3 separate regions of the Homo sapiens genome follow, and regions 1 and 2 are each linked to region 3. A link is a loop called in an ENCODE intact Hi-C map of the cell type or tissue named here. Cell type or tissue: Calu3. All regions are shown on one strand.

Region 1 (2,500 bases), 110 kb before region 3:
TTAGCCAATGAAATTTGACTGAAAGTGATATACGCCACTTTCAGTACTACTAATAGAAAGCTCCCATGTGGGCTGTTTCTACATTTTCCCATCTGGCTGGCTAGAATAGAGATGATGCCCAGGTGACCGTGGAAACTATGAATTGAAGATGATAGTCAGTCTGGGTTCCTGAATGATGGTATGTTTGAAAGTTGCCCTGTCCATCTGTTCATGTGGAAGAAATCAACTTGTATTTGCTTGATCCATTAGATATCTTATGGTCAATCCAATATTACAGTTGGCCTACCCAAACATAGGCAGGCACTGGGACACGAAAAATAAATTTGTCATATGCCCCCAAGGAACTTAACATTTGAAGGGAAGGAAGTAAATCCATAGGAAAATCTGACACAGCATTGCACTGACAGGAGGAAGGTCTGTATATGGGCACCTAATCCCATCTTGATAGTTCAAATGATGAAACTTTCTAAAAAGAAATGGTATATAAGTTGAGGCCTGAAGTATATATAGAAATCCTCTAGGGAAAAAGGAGAAGTGAACTTGAGAACATATTTCAGGCATAGGGAGAATATGTGCAGTTTGAGGTATATAAAAGAGCATTGGTGTACAGGATGTCTACAGGTAGAGAAAGCAGGGAGATTAATGATAAAACTGATTATAGAGTATCAGTGGACTATGCCAATTTGTTTTTTGTGGCCTTTGTGTTTTATTTTTCCAGGGTCTTTTCCCTGTTTTGTCTCCACAGTTGCCTCCCTAAGTCTTCATTTCTCCCTGCTCACTCAGGAGTTGGGTAACCAATTTGTCTTGATTTTCTCCAGGGACATTCCCAATTTAAAACTAAAGCCTTTACTTCTACATCTCAGGAAAGCCCAGAGTTCCAGGCAAACTAGAAAGGTTGATCACCCTATGCATCAGGAGTAGGTAATGGAAACAGCATAGCTAAGGGTCATATAAATTTGGGACGGAGTTCTGGCTCTGCCCCTGACTAGCTGTAAGACCGTTTTCTGAGCCCTGGTTTCTTCACCTGTAAAATGGTCATAACAATCTCTGATTTTTCTGTCTCTTAGAGCAACTATGAGAATATCATGATCCAAAATCATTTTGTGACAATAAACTATTATGTAGGCTGTTTCATATTATGGAAAAACATTAGAAAGCCTGGGTTCAAAACTCATTCTTGTATAGTAGTTGGAATATTTAGACAAATACTTCTCTGTCCCTTAGTCTCTTTGTGTGCAAAATAAAGGCACTGGGGTGGCTAATCAGTAAGGCTCAGGTCCTTCCTTCCAGGATGTCAGTGATAACAGCACCACGCCCCACAAATACTAGGTTTTCTCACTCATGTTCTGGCCTGTCTGCTATGAGAGAGAGAATTTAAGCAGCACAATAGCACAATCTCTGTATTATTTAAGATTAACTAATGGTAGCTATTATTCCTGTTGCCCAAGGGCAGGAGCTAAGATTTGAATTTGGGTTTGACCATTTGATGGCAAAGTCAGTGCTTTTTCCCTGCATCAAGTTGTCACATTTCATCCCCTTTTCTTGGAGTAAAGGCAAACAGAAGCAGTGTGAATGCATTCAGGAAAGTGATTGGCCTGCAAATCAGTCCCATGAGGGCCCAAGGCTCTGTTGTGTACTTACTTGAGTAAGCCATATATCTTCTAGATTCTATTTCCCCAGATGAAAGACTATGAATAATAATCTCTATTTTATATACAAGGTGGAAGGAAGTAGTATATCTCTTTAAATAAATTGGTTCCTATCACTTATAAGGGGAGCAGAAAAAAGCACATCCATTCTAGTGGAAATAGAAGAGGATGGCCTACATCTTCCCTGGGTTTCTTTCTTACCCTGTACAAGAACTCTCCAGAGAGCACAGTATGAAAATCATCTAGAGTGGACAACCTCACTGTGCTCTGTGTGAAAATGGTGGCTCAGAGAGGTTAAGTTACCTTACTCCTGGCTCATTCCATGAGTTAGTAGAAGACCCAGAGATAAAATATAAACTCAAGTCTATATTATCTCCACCACCCTACCCTATTTCTAGTTGAACATGTTTCTTTTTCTCAGGTCAAATTATTCATTTTGAAGGATTTATTTATTTATTTATTTATTTATTTATTTATTGATGATTGATTGATTGAGATGGAGTCTCACTCTGTCACCCAGGCTGGAGTGCAGTGGCACGATCTTGGCTTACTGCAACCTCCTCCTCCCAGGAACAAGTGATTCTTCTGCCTCAGCTTCCTGAATAGCTGGGATTATAGGTGCCCACCACCATGCCTGGCTAATTTTTTTTTGTATTAGAAGCAGGGTTTCACCATGTTGGCCAGGCTGGTCACAAACTCCTGACCTCAACTGATCCACCCTCCTTGGTCTCCCAAAGTGCTGGGATTATAGGTGTGAGCCACCACACCCAGCTCATTCTTAAGGATTTCTAGAGTTCTTCATTTTGTAACATCTATGGCTATAAAGGGCTCCTCTCCATGTGTCTTCTCAC
Region 2 (2,500 bases), 180 kb before region 3:
CTGCATCAATCTCACTGGGAGCTGCAGACCAGAGCTCTTCCTATTCAGCCATCTTGCCAGCAATCTCCCAATGGCTATTTAAACACCTATTTATGATTTTCAAAGGTTCTTGAGACTTTCTTAGGTTTGGACGATTAGCACCTCAGGGCTAATAATATTTTTATTCTAGTTTCACATCTGGACACTCTCTCTATACCTAGCCCCTCCTGGCCTTTGTGATTGGCTGTTCCTTTGGTGGGTCTACTGGCTTTTTGATTCTGTAACTCACCCAAGATTCTGTCTCTCAATTTTCCCTTTTGGTTCTTCACACTGAAGTCTGTCCACGGGGAAGCACACATACTGCAATGTTCCAACCATAGCTTCTAAGATATTACTCCCTGCTCAGAGCTTAGCAGTCCCTCTCAGGATCATGCCTCTTGGGAAGGAGCCATTTGAGAACCACTTTTTAATTGTGTGGTCTTGAGAAATTTTCAGTTTTCTTGACTTTCTGAGCCTCATTTTCCTATCTGCAAAATGAAGGTAAAATTACTTAGCTACCCAACAAGTGCAATCTCTTACTAACTGTTTGATCTTGAGAACTTATTTAATCTCACTTTTCTTCATCTGGGCAACAGAGATAGGGGTACCTTTCTCAGAGGGTTGTGAAGATTGTGATAATATATGTTAAGCACTTAGCATTATGGTCAGTAATTAGTCTGCAATCAATAAACACTGGCCACTATGTTAATAAATATCATAACATACTATAATAATAATAGCAATTATGATGATGATGATGGTGGTGATGATGATGATGATGTTCTGTCTTATTTTTCTATTATGTCCCTAAAATTGACATTTACTCTGTCCAGAAATTGGCATCTCATCCCCAAACATGTGCCCTATATTTCTGGAGTTACTTTAAAAGGAACATCATATATTTGCATGTATAAATTCCAGATCATATATGAATCACATGACATAGTCATACTCAGTAAATGTCTGATAAATGAATAAATGAACAAATGAATAAATGTGTTATATTTGCTAAGAATTAGGGTTGGTATTTACTTGTTCTTGCCTATGAGAACAAAAATAAATCCACAACTTAGTATTTATATTTTCATGGAACTGCCTTCAAGTTGATCTTTCATGAATGCCCACACAAATCTGCCATTCCAGTCAAACCAATATAATAAGCTTATCCTTTCTACTTTGTGTAGCAGTAGACAGGTTTTGGACTTTGAAATCTTTGACATGAATTTTAATTATAGCTCTGTCATTTACTACCTCGGAGACCTAAGACAGGTCCCTTAACCTTTCTGAGTTTTGGTTTTCTCCTCTGTAATGTGGAAATAATAATTAGTCCTCAATATAATTGTGAGATTTTGGTAAGCTGATATATATTTTAAAATGATAGCACAGCAATTAACACATAATAGAAAATCAATAACTATGAGTTTCTTTGTTGTTTTGCTTGATACCTATTTTTGAAAAGCAATTCAGTAACATGTATCAATTCTGAAACTCCTCCTTCTATCCAACAATTCCATATCTGGGTATTTTCCTCAGGAGGTGACCTGAACAAAGACAAATATTTATATATAGATATATTTTATCATGTCTGCATTCTTAATGGAGCTCTTCAGCAATTGGTAAATAGGCTTTCACAAAGAAGACATTCATTTAGGATAACGCTTGGAACTATTTTAGTGTTTGCCTCATCATCAAGCTAGCATTTAGAACAAGTACTCTTTCACACATTCATTCCCTTACTCATTCAACAAATATTTGAGTGTTAACTATGTGCAGGGCAGAGTGAAAGAGAATAAAGAGATGAATAAGACACTTTCCTCCTTCTCATCAAGCTTATAATGTTGTAAAAATCCAGGTTGCTGATCCACCATTCTTGCCTGATTCTGGCAGACTCTTACTCATCCCTTTGTCACAGTTCAAATGTCACCTAACGTTTGGTAGATTCTCTGATATTCCTAGTCATCAAAGTACTTGGTTCCTTCCTATTTGCTTCCATAGGATTCTGTACATGCCTATTTTTATGGTTGACCACATTATATTGTTAGCGTATGTTTACAAATATCTTGTCTCTTTTGCTGGACTATGAGCCTCTCAATGCAAAAGGCTCCCCAGTTTTGTTCAAATTTTAAAGGCTGCAGCAACAAAACAGGTAATTATTCTCAATAAACGTCTGTTGATGTATGAACGAATTAATAAACAAATGAAAATCAATCACACATTATAACTATGACTTAATTCAAAATTTTAGGATATTTCCTGAAAGATGAATACAGCTTAAAAGGAGGCTAAAGAAGAGATAGTTTACCAGGTTTGGAAAGCAAGAAAGGCATGATGGAGAGGGTAGAAGTTCATAAGAGCCTCAAAAGATAGAAAGGATCACAATAAAAAAATGAATCTTGGGGTATTCTGGGTCTATGGATTAACCCGAGCAAAAGCACTGGGCTGCGAAAGTTGGAACAGGGGTATGGTTTATGCATGTTTGGAG
Region 3 (2,500 bases):
GGCTTTGACTGGAATTGCTTGATTTCAAATATAAGCAGACTGCTTTAAGGAATCAAAGTTGACTTACAGAACCAATAAAAGACCCTTGGGCTGAGCTCAAAGCTTAAAAAGTTTAATCTAAGATTCTTGATGGAACTTCGTTCCATCAAAGCCAATTTTAAAAAGCGCCTATATGGCAAATAATTATTCTTGCTGCACTTTATAATCAGTCCAAGTTTAATAAGACCAAAACTTATTTTGCAAACTAACTGGTCATATCATGATTTGTCTGTGGTAAAAATGAGAGACTAGAGAGAGGAAAATTATGTTTCAAAAACTATGTTATACCTAGTATTAGATTCTACTCTCGTCTGTTGTTTTTGAGGGTTTTTGTTTTGTTTTTGTTTTCTGTCAATTTAGACTGCTTATTCCTGTGAACCAACCAGTGATCTCTGGCTGCTGCTCAGAGGAAACAAGAGGGATAAGTAGCATAAAATATTTAGATCAGTATTGTAATTCTGGATACATACTGGAATTGCCTGGTGATCCCACGTCAGCTTGGTTCCAACAATTTCCCAGTTCATGAAAAGCCTTCTTATTCAGTTTACTTGGGAAGATTTTACTTATTTTGCTTCACTGTTGTGGACTATATTGCTGTCGTACTCTTTGTACAGGAATGCAGGATAAGCTTATTCAGTGTTTTCTTAAATTGAACACTTATTTGTCTTCCAGATTTCACCTTTTGTTGGGATTCAAAGTTATGAATGGTCCTCACCATACTGATACTTTCTGACTGAGCTACTCTCTATCCTGAATACAAGAGACCCTAACATTAGGTAGGAATATCACTGCTCCTACTTCGCCTGAAGAACTTACAGAAGATAGATCTTCATCCTTCTACAACTCTTAGGATTAAGGATCCCCTTGTAAAAGAAAAGGGGGAAATATGTCAGAGGCTTTTGAACCAGAGCAACTCTATCTTGAATAGAAGCTGGGTAAAATGAGACTGAGACCTGCTGGACTGCATTTCCAGGAGCTTAGGCATTCTTAATCATAGGATATTTATGGTTAAGGGAGCAGGTTAATAATGTTTACTGAGCAAACCTAGGATTTAAGAGACCCAGGAAATATCCTGATGTTCTTCCAATGTTGTAAGAACAAAAGCATTCTTAGTTTAAGTTTCACTTTAAAGCTAATATAGATTCTTGTGGAAGCCAGTAGTTACACAAAGATTAACAATCCTTTGTCACAAGCCCTTGTAGATTTTTTTATCTTTGTTATCTTCTATATAAACAAGCATTGTACCTAAGGTTGATGCAATCCTCCTCTTGCTTTGGAGAATGGCCTACTATGTCTATGAAGTAGCCATTTCCTTTCTTTCTTTCTTTCTTTTTTTTTTTTTTTTTGAGATGGAGTCTTGCTCTGTCACCCAGGCTGGAGTGCAGTGGCACGATCTCAGCTCACTGCAAGCTCTGCCACCCGGGTTCATGCCATTCTCCTGCCTCAGCCTCCCCAGTAGCTGGGACTACAGGTGCACAACACCACGCCCAGCTAATTTTTTGTATCTTTAGTAGAGACGGGGTTTCACCGTGTTGGCCAGGATGGTTTCGATCTCCTGACCTCATGATCCGCCCGCCTCAGCTTCCCAAAGGGCTGGGATTACAGGCGCCCACATGCCATTTTATTTCTTTACTTTCTTAATAAACTTGCTTTCAGCTGGGCGTGGAGGCTCACGCCTGTAATCCCAGCACGTTGGGAGGCTCAGGCAGCCAGATCACAAGGTCAGGAGATTGAGACCATCCCGGCCAACATGGTGAAGCCCTGTCTCTACTAAAAATACAAAAAAATTAGCCGGGCGTGGTGGCAGGCGCCTGTAGTCCCAGCTACTCGGGAGGCTGCAGCAGGAGAATCGCTTGAACCCGGGAGGCAGACGTTGCAGTGAGCCAAGATCTTGCCACTCTACTCCAGCCTGGCGACAGAGTGAGACTCTGTCTTAAAAAACAAAAACAGCAACAACAAAAAAACTTGTTTTCTCTTTACTCAGTTGATTTGCCCCAAATTCTTTCTTCCACATGATCCGGGAACCCTCTCTTGGGGTCTGGATCAGGGTCCCTTTCCAGTAACACTAATTCTTGGAATCTGTAAATATTACTTTTTATGGCAAAGGCTTTGCAGATACGATTTAGTTAGAGATCTTGAGGTTGGGACATTATTCTGGACTATTTGAGTGGGCCCTAAACGCAGTCACAAGTATACTTATAAGAGGAAGACAAAGCCAGGCGCGTTGGCTCACGCCTGTAATCCCAGCACTTTGGGAGGCTGAGGCAGGCGGATCACGAGGTGAGGAGATTGAGACCATCCTGGTTAACACGGTGAACCCCTGTCTCTACTAAAAATACAAAAAACTAGCCGGGTATGGTGGCAGGTGCCTGTAGTCCCAGCTACTGGGTAGGCTGAGGCAGGAGAATGGCATGAACCCGGGAGGCGGAGCTTTCAGCAGTGAGCTGAAATCGCGCCACCG

The links. Hi-C counts contacts between places; a loop is a spot of excess contacts. Peaks named below come from ENCODE experiments on the same cell type or tissue, not always from the same donor. Only the 100,000 strongest peaks of a DNase experiment are listed, where the experiment ranks them.
Region 1: it touches region 3 in a loop (6-fold over the local background); 2 of 110 quality-filtered maps call a loop at or near these places.
Region 2: a loop joins it to region 3, with 4 times the contacts of the local background. A loop is called at or near these places in 2 of 110 quality-filtered maps.

Annotation. Positions count from the first base shown.
Region 1 is chr1:49,233,906-49,236,405 of GRCh38, forward strand. The region is part of intron 4 of AGBL4 (AGBL carboxypeptidase 4); the gene reads right to left. Among named protein-coding and RNA genes, the nearest start is that of AGBL4-AS1, 22 kb to the right of the region's middle. In Calu3, no CTCF peak of the experiment used is centred here; no DNase peak of the experiment used is centred here.
Region 2 is chr1:49,161,449-49,163,948 of GRCh38, forward strand. All of the region lies in intron 4 of AGBL4 (AGBL carboxypeptidase 4), which reads right to left. Among named protein-coding and RNA genes, the nearest start is that of AGBL4-AS1, 95 kb to the right of the region's middle. In Calu3, no CTCF peak of the experiment used is centred here; no DNase peak of the experiment used is centred here.
Region 3 is chr1:49,345,885-49,348,384 of GRCh38, forward strand. All of the region lies in intron 3 of AGBL4 (AGBL carboxypeptidase 4), which reads right to left. Among named protein-coding and RNA genes, the nearest start is that of AGBL4-AS1, 90 kb to the left of the region's middle. In Calu3, no CTCF peak of the experiment used is centred here; a DNase peak (open chromatin) is centred at 997.